Linked DNA regions of Homo sapiens: region 1 is linked to region 2. The links are chromatin contacts, found by Hi-C or POLR2A ChIA-PET in ENCODE. All regions are on one chromosome and are shown on one strand. Each heading gives the region's core, a stretch centred on a gene start or an enhancer-like site at or near the end of the contact. The rest is flanking DNA. Distances are from core to core; before and after follow the strand shown.

Evidence for each region. Hi-C counts contacts between places; a loop is a spot of excess contacts on that map. ChIA-PET counts read pairs that join two places held with the same protein, here RNA polymerase II (POLR2A). Pooled maps may share reads with other maps.
Region 1: a loop to region 2 is called in a pooled map, with 8 times the contacts of the local background. The contact joins two enhancer-like sites. A Hi-C loop is called at or near these places in 1 of 168 maps with a recorded cell type or tissue (B cell), 27 of 37 single-sample maps with no recorded cell type and 12 of 50 pooled maps. POLR2A ChIA-PET finds 5 or more read pairs at or near these places in 2 of 52 experiments (activated B cell and activated CD4-positive, alpha-beta T cell).

Annotation. Positions count from the first base shown.
Region 1 is chr7:55,532,097-55,538,034 of GRCh38, reverse strand. All of the region lies in intron 1 of VOPP1 (VOPP1 WW domain binding protein), which reads left to right. Among named protein-coding and RNA genes, the nearest start is that of VOPP1, 37 kb to the left of the region's middle. RefSeq lists enhancers at 2,949-3,108, 3,129-3,738, 3,779-3,838, 4,179-4,248, 4,319-4,438 and 3 more. Within about 2 kb of position 3,619, at least 21 of the 41 ENCODE cell types and tissues checked have a DNase peak (open chromatin) inside an H3K27ac peak, as active enhancers do.
Region 2 is chr7:55,083,236-55,089,642 of GRCh38, reverse strand. All of the region lies in intron 1 of EGFR (epidermal growth factor receptor), which reads right to left. Among named protein-coding and RNA genes, the nearest start is that of EGFR, 67 kb to the right of the region's middle. Within about 2 kb of position 2,887, at least 17 of the 41 ENCODE cell types and tissues checked have a DNase peak (open chromatin) inside an H3K27ac peak, as active enhancers do.

The DNA of each region.
Region 1 (5,938 bases), core at 2,370-4,869, 450 kb before region 2:
AGGCAGTGTTTGGATCTGGGTGTGTGAGCTGAATGGGGGCTCCTGGGGCCTCCTTGCTGGCTGGTGGAGAGGAATGGCAGGTGGGCAGGAGACAGCCCAGATTCACGCTGGCCTCCATCTCTGCCTGGTGGGGCCACTTGGCACTTAGTAAGTGGTTTGGGGGAGAATGAACTTTTGTGGGCAGTTCCCCCTTTCATGGGTTTGAAGTAGTGGAAGTTGGAGGGGAAGTGGGGGCTGTGGGAAGTGCATGTTCCTTGGTGGCCTGGGCCTGGGGGCCGGACCTGCTTTTCACACTGTCACAAGCGCTGGCTTCTTGAATCCTTGTAGCGTCCTCCATGGTAGATGTTCTCACCACTCAACAGAGGAGGATACTGCAGGGTCTGCGGGCGCCAGAGCTTTATTTATGTGTGCTCCGTATTGGAGGGCTGCGTGTGACCCAGCAGTGACAGGACCGTGGGCGACTGGCTGGCGAGGAGGTGCGCTGCCTGCATCCTTGCGCCTAACAGAATGCGAAGGACGGGCTCACATGCTCAGGTGCTTGCTCGGCTGGTGGTTCAGTTTGCTGTGAAGCCTGGCCCAGAGTTTGGGCTTCAGTTCTGGGAAAGAAGAGCATGGTGGGCAGTTATGTGTTACCTCCAGAAGGCTGGAGCACGAAATCAGTGGTCTGACTTGTTGGCCTCTGCTTGCTCCAGAGCCAGCAGTGGGGGCAGAGTGCCAGCTGAGGTGTGTGAGAGACGTCAGTGAGATTCCTGCTTGGCTTCCCAGATGTTGCTGCACGCTGTGGGTGTTCGGGGTACAAAATATGTGTGTTCAGCTGAAGGAAGGGTATGCAGGCCTGGTTGGGACAGGGCAGGGTCAGTGCTGCCGGGACGGAGGGGCAGAGCCTTCCACGCAGGCACAGTCCAGGGTCAGGGAATTAGACAGGTCAGGCCGAGAGATCTTGGACTCACCATCTGCATTGCGTTTCTCGTCAGAAAATGTCTGGCCCCTCCCCAAAGCCCCTTCCTTAATCCTCTCAGCCTCTCAGACATGACTTGAAGTCTCAGGTTTTGTGGCCAGGGAGGCCCCACCTTCCCCTGGTGGTGCCTCAAGAGCTCTGCGTTTCATGCGGTCTGGCTGCCATTCTGTTCACTGTCTCTTGCATTTGTGGGCACTTACATTGAATGCCCTGTTGAGTGAGGCTGGGTGCCCACCTCAACCAGACTGGGTACGGTGCGCCCTTCCGTGTGGCAGATGCGCTGCCTGAGCCAGGATCAGCACGCCGCCCCTGTGGTCACGCTCCGTGCCTGGGCCAGTGCTCCTTGGTGTGAACACGAGTTGTTTTTATATCAGTGTCATTGTTCAGTCCTGCCACGTGCCATGTGCTCTGCCCTCATTCTCTCCCGTCTTCCTCTTGGAAAATGTTTTGAGAGACACAATGAAGTTCTCTTTGTCCCCATCAGCATATTGTGCTCCTAAGTTCTCTATCCTCATGGTGGTAAATCTTGCCTGAGTTTGTTTTTTTGTTTGAGACAGAGTGTCACTCTCACCCAGGCTGCAGAGCAGTGGTGCAATCTCGGCTCACTGCAACCTCTGCCTCCAGGGTTCAAGCAATTCCCCTGCCTCAACCTCCCGAGTAGCTGGGACTACAGGCGCCCGCCACCACACCGGGCTAATTTTTGTATTTTTAGTAGAGACGGGGTTTCACCATGTTGGCCAGGTTGGTCTTAGACTCCTGACCTCAGGTGATCTGCCTGCCTTGGCCTCCCGAAGTGCTGGGATTACAGGCGTGAGCCACCACGCCCGGCCTTGCTTGAGTTTTAATCAGCCTATGTATCCTGGCAGTCAGGGCCAGTCTCCATACTTCAGGGTGTATAGTCAAATCCAAGTACAACTTTTGAGCAGGCAGAGAAGGAAGTGGATATGTGAGCGTTTCCACCAAAGGTTTCCTGAACGCTTGGCCTGGGTCAGGCACTGGGGCCAACAGGGTGGCCGAGGCAGGGCCCTTACTCCTCAGGAGCTCCTGAAGACCCAACCCTGCAGGAGGAGCCAGGGCCCTGAGTGCATGATCCTTGCTTGGCACAGAGTGTGGGTCAGGTGTAGGAAAGAGTCGGTCGTCATCAAGGAAAGAACACTGTCTTTGGAGATAGTCTCAGACCTGCGGTAAGTTGATGTCTGCCTGCCCAGCCTCTGCACAGAGGGACAGTGCCCCAACTGCATCCTGGGATGGCAGACACAGTGCTGAGCATGTCTGCTGGTTGAGGGCAGCCCACTCCTTCCCATGGTCTCATTAGGACCAAATAAGTTCACGGAAGGGAAGATTCCTTGTAAGCTGAAGTGCTGAGAGTTAAATTTAATCAGAGCCCCAAGGGGGAAAACTAACAACTCACCTTCTGGAAGTCTCGAAAATTTTCATCCAAGTGACACTGAGGCTGAGGCTCCGTTGGTGGAAACTCTGAAGAAGTGTTTTCCAGATGGAAGTGAATAGACCTAGGGTTCTCTAGAGGTGCATGGATGGAAATGGCTGCGGGGCGGGGGACTGGGAGGAGCGGCAGAGACAGGAAGAGCCAATGGCATGTGGGGGCGGCCAGGCCAGAAGGACACTCCCTGGGGTCTGTACTTCACCCTCAGTGAGGCAGCAGGGTTTCCAGGGGGAGCCTGCCCCAGTGCCCTCTGAGCTCACTGAGCTTTGCCCTGATCAGTCAGCCCCACTCTTTTTGCTTGTTTGTGTAATGAAGCCCACTGAAGATAAAATTGCATTCAGAAGAAAGAAAATTATGACCTCAAGGGGAAGCAAAGAGAAACCCACAGTGAATGGGGAGCCCCTGGAGATTTTCTAGCAGGAGTTGGTGTGCTGTGTGCCCTCCTTTCCTATTCTCTATGACAGAGCCCTGCGTAGCCCCCTGAGCTTTGTCAAGGCTGCTGAGAGGTTTAGGGGCAGGTGCAGTGTCAGGAGTCCCCCAGCCAGGCCCTGGCACTAGAGGCCATGCGGCCAGACTTGGATGTGGCAGTGGTCTTGGGGCAGGTGCTGCAGGCTCTACCACTCTTCAACTGTGTCTTCCTGTTCTCCTCTTCTCCCATCAGCAAGCTCACCCCCTGGCTTTTGATGCCAGCCTCCTTTGTGGTGTGGCAGGAATGTCCTGGGAAGAGACAAGGCTTGACCACGTGGATGGAGTGGGAAGACAGGAGGCACTGGGGACAGCATGTGGCTGGGGTGAGCTAGTGGGCGGTGGTACTTTCCCCAAAGTCCAGAGCACTGGGTGGGAGCAGCGCTCAGCTGTAGGGATGTCTGGTGTGAGGTTCTTCTGGGCACCTGGCAGAGATCCCAGGTGGCAACTGGCAGAAGGTCCCCAGCTCAGAGTGGGCCCTGCATGGCGTTGTATGCTGGTGTTCTTTTGTGGGCAGGACACCTGCAAGAGGGCTACAGCTGGAGAAATGGGTGGGGAGGAGTGGCTGTTGACAGCTCCCTGGGCCCAGAGAGAATTGAGTCAGAATTGGGGAAATTGCAGAGCGAGCTCAAAAGCAGAAACCCAGTTGGGGGAAAGTACTGAGCCCAGGGCTCTAAATGACTAATGCAGAAATGATGTTAAGTTTACCTCCAGTCAGAGTGAAACTTTGGGCAGCCCCCGCTCCCTACACGCAGCTGCCCTTCAGGGGAAGTGAGAATTGGCCCAAGCCACAGGTGACCATGACAGGACCTTGCACTAGCTGAGACCCGAGGGTTTAGGAAATTATATGAGAAATGAAGCAAGAGATGATTATCTTTTGACAGCCAAGTCCCCAGATGGAATTTAGATATTTGAACTAGGCCTAAGGAATGTCTGTCTATTAAGTGTCTGTAGAAATTTCTGTCATCTGCTTGCACTTGCTGTTTTACTCTGCTACCATTCTTTTCTCTCTCCATCTCGTAAAAAAAAAAAAAAAGCTACATGAAATGATTTCCTTCACGGATTTTAACAAGCCAGGACACAGTGACAGCTATTAGAAATTATAGCTGACAGGGCTGGGAGACAGCTGTACAGTTTGCTGGTGACCTTGCACAAATGAGTTGTTTTGGGTGGAAAAGCTGTTGCTTATTTACAACACTGAGGCAGAGTTGTTGCTTTTGGATCTGAGTTTTGCCATCCTCCTTCCTGTGGGTGTTTTCACTCATCTACCTCCCTACCCACCCACCACACACTGGGTACGAGAAAAGGTAAGAAGAAAAGACTGGGAGGATCAGAGGATATGAAGGTCAGTCCCCAGACAACATCATCGAAGTTCACCCCATCACTATGTTGATGACTGAGGAGGGAAAGCCAGGTAGGGATTTAGGATTAACCTGAGTGCTGTTCTACATTCAGCCTCCCTTGCTAGTCTCCCTGATGGGGACTTTCCTTTGGTGGGTAGTATGAGGGGTTCTTTGAGTTAGCAGAGTCCCTTCCATCTGAAGAAGCTGAGGCTCAGGGGAGTTTCCAGGCAGTGAGACCCTAGGTCCGGAAGGTTCCCTGATGTGGTGTCCCACATAGCTGCTTCCTCTTTCGTGGTTAAAAGCAGATGGCAGACAGCACAGTCAACCACGGTCATCTCTGAGGCTGACTCAGAGCAGGCAGGTGTTTTTTTGTTTTTGTTTTTTTTTCTTGGCACAGGGAAATCTAAATGAGAGAAGAAATATTTATAAGTGATGGCTCTGGAAGCTGCTTGTGGGTGGACAGTGATGCCCTTCCTGAGTGGGGAAGGCAGGGGCATTTCTGCTGCTGTCCTTGGGCACTGCCTTTCAAGAGCACCACACTGCCCCTTGCATGCACCCACAGACAACACTGAGTGACCGGCCTCCATCCTCACTGGTCTGACCTGGAGGCAGCTGACTGAACCAGCTTTTAGGAGGCACTCATGTGAGTTTGTGTTAAACAGAAATGATTGAGTTGATTGGGTTCAGGAGAGAGACAGAACTGGCATCAAAATCACCTTCCTGGCACATATGTTCTCAGTCCTCCTGGTTTTAGCTTAGGCCTCCACACTGCCAGAGACTCCCTGAAGATTTTCTGATACACAGATGCTGCTTTGGGGCAGCACGTGGAACTGACTCTCTTTCTCCCCAAATTTGCTGTAACAGCTTAGTCCCTTAACATTTATAACCAATCAATTCATGACAAGAAATAGAAAGTCTTCTAAGCACAAGAAATTGCTTTTTGACTCCAGGTTAAATATTACCAGATTTAATGAAAATGCATATTACTAGAATTGAGGGGGTGTGAAATTTGGTAGTAGTGAAAAGGAATGAGAGGAGTACACGTGGCAGTGCTTCCCAGTACCTTCCTGGGAAGAGAATGCTGACAGGGTGTGCCAGAAGCCATGAAAACTTCCATGGAAAGGGGAGGAGCCTCCCTCAGATTGCTTTGAGCTGTATTTTTCCACACCAGGGTATCATTTCCAAGCTGGTGGTTGTAACTAGTGTAGTTTCTAAACTTCTGTTTTTTGTTTGTTTGTTTTTCTGGTTCATTTTGGATCACAGGTTCCATATTCTCACTCTCCATAGAGACACAAAAGTACGTTGTAGAGAATGTTAACTGCATCTTTAGGTTGAGCTTTACTTGACCATGATTCTCAAGAATAAACCGACACAGCACACAATGTAACGACTTAGCAGGAGGCTCTTAGAATAGTGGGCATGCGCCAGGTGGTTCGCATACACTGTTTCATGTAAACCTCAAGGCAAGACAGAAATACCTCTCTCCAGTCTGTAGACAAAGAACCAAAGCTTAGAGACCTTCGGTGACCTGACCATGGTTGGGTCACTGTTCAGGCACAGAAGCAGGCATGCGGCAGGTGCTGTGTGTGTTTATTCTAGTAAGTCACATTGTCTTTAAATGTGGGTGGCACCATCATTTATTCAGCCTTTAGTCAGACTTTAGTCACATCTCAGCTTTTCAATTTCTTGTGCTCTTTACAGTTAGAATCTAGACTTACAGAAATATAT
Region 2 (6,407 bases), core at 1,638-4,137:
TATGGCTAATTTTTAAGTTCGATGACAGCATTGTGATTATGTTTTAAAAATCATGCTTTTAGAGATTCATAACCATGAAACGGAGATAGTGTTGTGTGAAAGGATGGGATTTCTTGGATGAGACATGACTGGCCTTAAAATAGTTCAGAAATGGAAGGACAGATGTGGAAGAAAACAAACTTGATGATTTGGGGTTCTGGATATATATTAAAACTTATTCAAATAACTGAAAATTTAAAAATTCCTCCATTGAAAATCCTATTTGAATGGCACCCTCTGCCAGGCCTCCCTAGCAAGCCCTCCTTTGCGTGCACAGAGAAGTACGTATGAACAGTGCCCAGTGTACGGGCTGCAAAGCCCAGAACAAGCTAAATCCCCTTTTTAGTGACAGCCTCACAGAAGATGAGGGAGCCATTACATGCATAGGCTGACTTACACGTACTTCAGTTCAAAAAGCTCTCAAGCAAAGTAAAATTAAGTTAAAAAAAAGCAAGAGGCAAAACAATATGTATGAATGACATAAGCTCATATATACAAAAATATAAACAAAACCTAAATGATCGACCTTTATTTGTACATATATTTGTATGTATGTAAAATACACAGAAAAAATGCTGGAAGGATTCTTCCACAACTCTTGACAGTGGAGTGAAAGCATGGTTCTTGCTTTTTACCCTCTAATTTCCTGAAATCATTATACTTTTTACAAAGAGGAATATTTTTGCATGATGTACGTAAAATACAGCCAAATAAATAAGTAAGTAGAGACAAAAAATGATGGAGGGCGTGGGAGATGAGGCAGGGAGGCTGGATGGCCAGTCTCCAGAACTTGATGTTTTCATCGTCAAAGGGACAGGACTGAGTTGGATAACATTTTGGTTTCAATTGCGAAGGCCTTTCATTCCAGAAAGAAAACAGTGTCAGCATTACAGCCATGGGTTGACACATGGTTAAGGTCCCATTAGCAGCACGATGGAAGCTCCCCTGATAATCACAGGGAAAGCCAAATGACGGGAAAGGTCGCATGCCCAGAGGAACTCCCCTGTAATTTGTATTGTAATGAATTATTACCTTAACACAAGCATGTGCCAGGCATCTAATTTGCAAGTGCGGATGCCTGGCAGTTGACTTTAAAATCACTCTGGAATTATCCCTGTATAATCTGAACAACCAGAAGTGTGACCAGGGCTTTACCAAAAGGGAGTTGCACAAAAGGGTAAACTGCAGACTGGGAAGTTCCATGAACATGGAGGTACTGGACGCACCACGCTCTTTTTCAGGAAGAAGTCCTACACACATTTTCTGCGTCTGTTTTATAGACTGGACTGTGCACTCTTTCATGGGGCTCTTTGTGCGAAGGGGGCCTCCCCCATCCGCTCCTACCTTCAGCGTAGGGCCAAGTCCAAGTGGAATACAGCCTCTGAAAACATGGCTGCTTCTCACACTCCTGGGAGCCAGACCACTGCTCCTTTCCATGTACCTCAGGCTTTGTGGGGGCTTTTTATTCAGGTGGGAGAGAAATGGGCACTGGGGCAGGTGTGGTAGATGCCAAAGAAGTGAGAATGTGTGTGTGTGTGTGTGTGTGTGTTTATACCCTGAATTATATCAGAATGGAAGAAAGGAAATAGTATGTCCATCTGTTATCTCCTCTGTGGGCCTACCTCAATTAGCCACCAACACACATACACACCTGTGCTGCCTTTGATGAAGGAATTAAGAAGGCCCAAAGTGACTCATGTCACTTCCTTTCTGTGGCCTGCAACTCCAAAAGGAGAAGAGGAGAGGACGAGGGAGGGTGGGAAGGCCATTGCTCCTGGTTCCGGGGTGCCTCTCCCCTTGCCTGCTCAGGTTCCTGTAGGCCTCAGCTGTTGGTCAGTCCTTTCCACATCTTCGAGGAGACTCTGCCTGACAGGGCTGGCTAGAAGCTGGGTGCCTGGGTGTTCATGCTCTAATAAACCCAATCGGGAAGTTTCCAACTCATCACAACATCACAAAGAATGTGCAAGAAAATGCCGACTCTCTTATTTCTCCTTCAAAGTTTGATTAATGATTCTAGGAGGAACCAGAAATCCTTGGTGCCAATCAAACACATTTTGCCATACCTTTTAAACATTTTACACACAACCCATGTTTCATGAAAGCATGGCTCTTATCCCTTCGGGTGCATAGAATAAGACTGCCGGATAGAATGTTTCTGAGACCTGCTCTCTAATATTCTAACTCAGTAGGCCCTACGCAGGGCCTGAGAATGTGCATTTTCAGTAAGTGCCACTGCTGATGTTGATCAGTTCTCTAAGAAATTCTGGGTTAGCTATGGGATTATAAGCATATCCTCAGAGTACAGGTTTTTTTTTTTTTGTTTTTTTTTTAACAATTGAGAAACTACTTAAAGTGAACCTAAAATGGTGTGAGCCTGAAGTGCTTGCTGGGCAGCAGACAAGCTTTGCCAGCCTTGTGTTCTCAGTGGAAATGCAGCATCCGAGCCATCCTCTCTTCCCCCCGCTTGTGGTCAGCTCTAAATAGCACACTCACAGCGCGGGGGGAAAATATTTTTCCCTGTTTCAAGTGGGCAGTGGAAGTAGTGAAAGCCTAAGTAAACTCTGACCAGTAGATAATGGGCCATTATAACTCTGGATGACTTCCTGAATGACCCTGAAAAATGACTTCTCATTTCCTGCCTGCAGAAAAGAGAAATATTAAGATAGTGTTGTGTGCAAAAAAATGCAAGCTTGCAATGAGAGATGCAGAGCGTGAGGGAGAGAGGCACGAGGGGGTGGAGAAAAAAGACAGAGAATTTGAGGTTGACTCACGGCTTTGAAGGGAAAACAAGAAGAGGAAGAAAGTCTGTTCTCCCATGGGTCGTCAAACCCCACACTTCACACATCTTTCCCATGGGGCTGCCAGCTGCCGCCACATCACAGCTGTGCTGCCACCCAAGTGTGCCGCCTCCACAGCGGGAGCGACCTAAGCGTGGCCACCTCTGCCTCTGGAGGGCCTGCCTGCTGGCCAGCGGTGGCCGCCCCAGACCCGGGTGACTGGGCAGCACAGTAGCCCGCCTGGGCAGGGCATGAAATTAACGAGGCAAAAGAAGCCACAGAGAGATGAAAGCATAGAAGAAAAAAAGTCACCCTGCAGCTCAAATTAAAACAGAAAACTCTGCTGCTATACTTGGTCTTATTCCAAGAAGCTGCCAGGAAAGAATTGACTCACAGAAAAGCCACAGCTTCATTTTTTCCCATACTCAAGTGATATGTCTTTCCAGGGCTTTTTTCTTCAAAGGGAAAGGGAGCAAAATAACCTCACTTTTCTGCATTACCATAGACTATCTTATATAATTTTTTTACAGCCTGTAATGGCTGGTTGAGATACCAGCTGACAGTGTAGTGGATGAAGGCTCCGGGGTGCAAGCCCCTGGCTGTCCTGGCCAGCTCTTTAACTCGAGCAAATTACTTACTCTCTCTGAGCTTCCCTTTCCTCGGCAGTAACATGGAGGTATTGAGCAGAGAAATTGTGAGGCACTGTAGACACGAGATAATTCACAAAAATTGCACGGCACGGGACCTGGCACATAGTCAGCACTTCACAAACAGTGGCTCTCATAAGGTAGTTAATAGTGGTTTCAAACTATGTGTCAAATCTAAGGGAGGAAGAGGGGCTTCTAGGGGGTGGGGATGGGAGGGAATGTTCCAGTACAAATCTTGGTATTGTCAAACTTGGGGCAGCATGCTCAGGAGACAAAACACGGAGGCACATCTGCACAAGCTCAAATTCTACTTCTGCCACTGCATCAGTTGGGCCACTGTGGCTCCTCATTTCCTTATTTTTAAAAGAGCTGATGTGAGAACGAGCTGATTTAATGTGTAAAATACCTAGTGCCAGCAGACAGAAGGTACCCGCTACACACCAGCTCTGTACTCTGCCTTGATCCTTCGCAATTTTCGTTAGCAGAATTCCACCACGCACTACTGACTTTATGGTATGGCTAAAACCAGAATTCTAAATGTTCAAGGATTCTTGTGCAGTTACTTCAGCAGGAGTTTTCAGAAAGTGGGAGAAATACTATTTATGAAGCACCACCCATGTGCTTTAGTCTTTCTACATTGTTAGGTTTTCATGATAATACTTTAGAGATAAGAACACTCCTCATCTCATGGACAACGGAACGGGCTCTACAAGAGGGCGTGCACAGTGGACCTGGGGTCTGACGCCCACCCTGCTCTCTGCACCTGGAGCCCACCAGCATCCTGCTCCCCATGCTGCCTCCCCTGGAAAAAGAGACACATGCAAATGATGAAGCATGCAGGAGCCACATGGAGGTTTTATAAACTTAAAAGGATTTACATGAATGCCTCAGAGAAGGGGCAACCCAATGTCAACTCTGATACCCCAGGCATGATACCACTGACAATGTGTCTGCTGGCATCAGTTGGAAAACAATGCAAATATCCTTCATGTGATTAAACACAACATGCCTGTGACATTGTTTTTTTTTCTAGCCAGGCTGACTGTTGTCCTGTAGGCTTCCAAAGGCTGCTGGTGCCCTGACCTTCAGCTCCTAAATTACCATCTGAAGGACAAGGACTGGGGAAGGGAAGGAGAATTTGCATTTGAGCGTACCATTCCGTAGGTCATTCCAGAGAAACTGTGCCTTCCTCCCGGTTGACTCTCCGCTCACTGAGTGTGACAATATGCCTGACTATGGAAGATCACGGATGGGGCTGTACTGCCCTGCTACCGAGAACCTGGACAGAAGACAGCAGGTGAGCCCTGGAGGCTGGAATGAATGGCTAAGAGCATCTCAGGACTCCACTTCTCTGAAGGCAAAATCCAATATGCCAAATTCCTCTTCCTAATAAAAGCCCTTTAAATATTTGAAGACAGCTATTATAACTCCTCTTAGTTTTCTCCCAGATAAATATCCACATTTGCCTTCATCCGTCACTTGACTTTTCTCAAGTGTCTTCCCCATCCTCTGACCATTCCAGTTTGTAAACATTCCTCCCAAGTGTAGCCTTGTAACTGAACTCTTCTAATCAACAGAAGCTTGTCCAGCTTTATTATATCTCTTAATGCAACTTGACCCAAATGCATGATAAATATCAGTCCCATGGTTAGGTTATATGGCAAAGTTGAAGTTGTGCAGATGTAATTAACATCCCAAATCAGCTGGTTTTGATTTAATACAAAATGAAGTTATCCTGAGTGGGCCTGACTTAACCAGGTAAAAGCCATGAAGAATGGACTGAGCCCTCCTGGAGGCACATGCTTTCCCACTGGGCCTGGAGAAGCAGGCGGCCATGCTAAGAACTGCTTATGGAGAGGGTGGCCTCTAGGAGCCAGGACCTCAGTCCTACAGCCTCAAGAAACTGAATTCTGCCAAGAACCCTTATGAGCCTGGAAGAGGACCTGGAGCTCCAGATGAAAACATACTTTGTGAGTCCCTGAGAACCCAGACCCTGACCCACAGAAACAGAGATAAGAAGTGTGTGTTGTTTTAAGCTATGACATTTGTGGTTTTGTGTGCCAACCTCATAACTTGGGCTTACATCTCATCATGGTAAGCCAATCTCTATCTTTCATAGGGGCATTTGTTAAACCACCTTTCTTCCACTCAGGATATTTGTTACTGATTTGGCCTTGACCCTGTTATTAATAAATTCCCTGATTTTGTTCCATTCATTTGGGTCTGTATTTTAGGATCCCAATCTTGCTAACCTATATGTTCTAATCCCTTCCTCTTGATTTCTTGTATTCCAAAAACCTGAGGCACTCATTTAAACTGGCCAATCATTCCCAGGATGTTACTTCTTGACTCATCAAAGTAATCAACAGAGACAATGGGTTTCATTTTACCAAAAACTTCCAGTATATTTAAACATTAATGCATGTCTGCATTATATTAGTTCACATATTTTTAAAACACAAATTCGACTAATAAGTAGCCATTTTTTTTCAGGAAGAAAAAGATTCGCTTTCTTCAGTAGATGCAGCAAAGATCTCCCCTTGGCCTGAAAATAATTTAAAACCATGATATTAATTGTACACACATGCGCACAGTGTGCCTCGCCATGTGCCTGTTTTGGTTATACTGCAGACAGGCTTTCATGCCCTTCTAAGAGTGACCAACCATGTGTTTTCTCATAAGACATTCACCAAAGATGACATTCAGCAGAGAGGTCTAGACCACTGACGTCAGGCGTCTGTTACAGTCCTGGATGAGGGAGGCCACAGTGGAGTGAGTCAAGAAGAAAATCCCAGGGAAACCCTTTACTGGAGTTCAAGGCTGAGTTATTGTCTAAAGAATACCAAGGAAGTGAACATGATGATTGAAATACATTCTGGAGATCATATGCTTCAGGCTGTCAGCGATGCTGGTGACATTGCCATGGTTAATGCTACTAAATAAA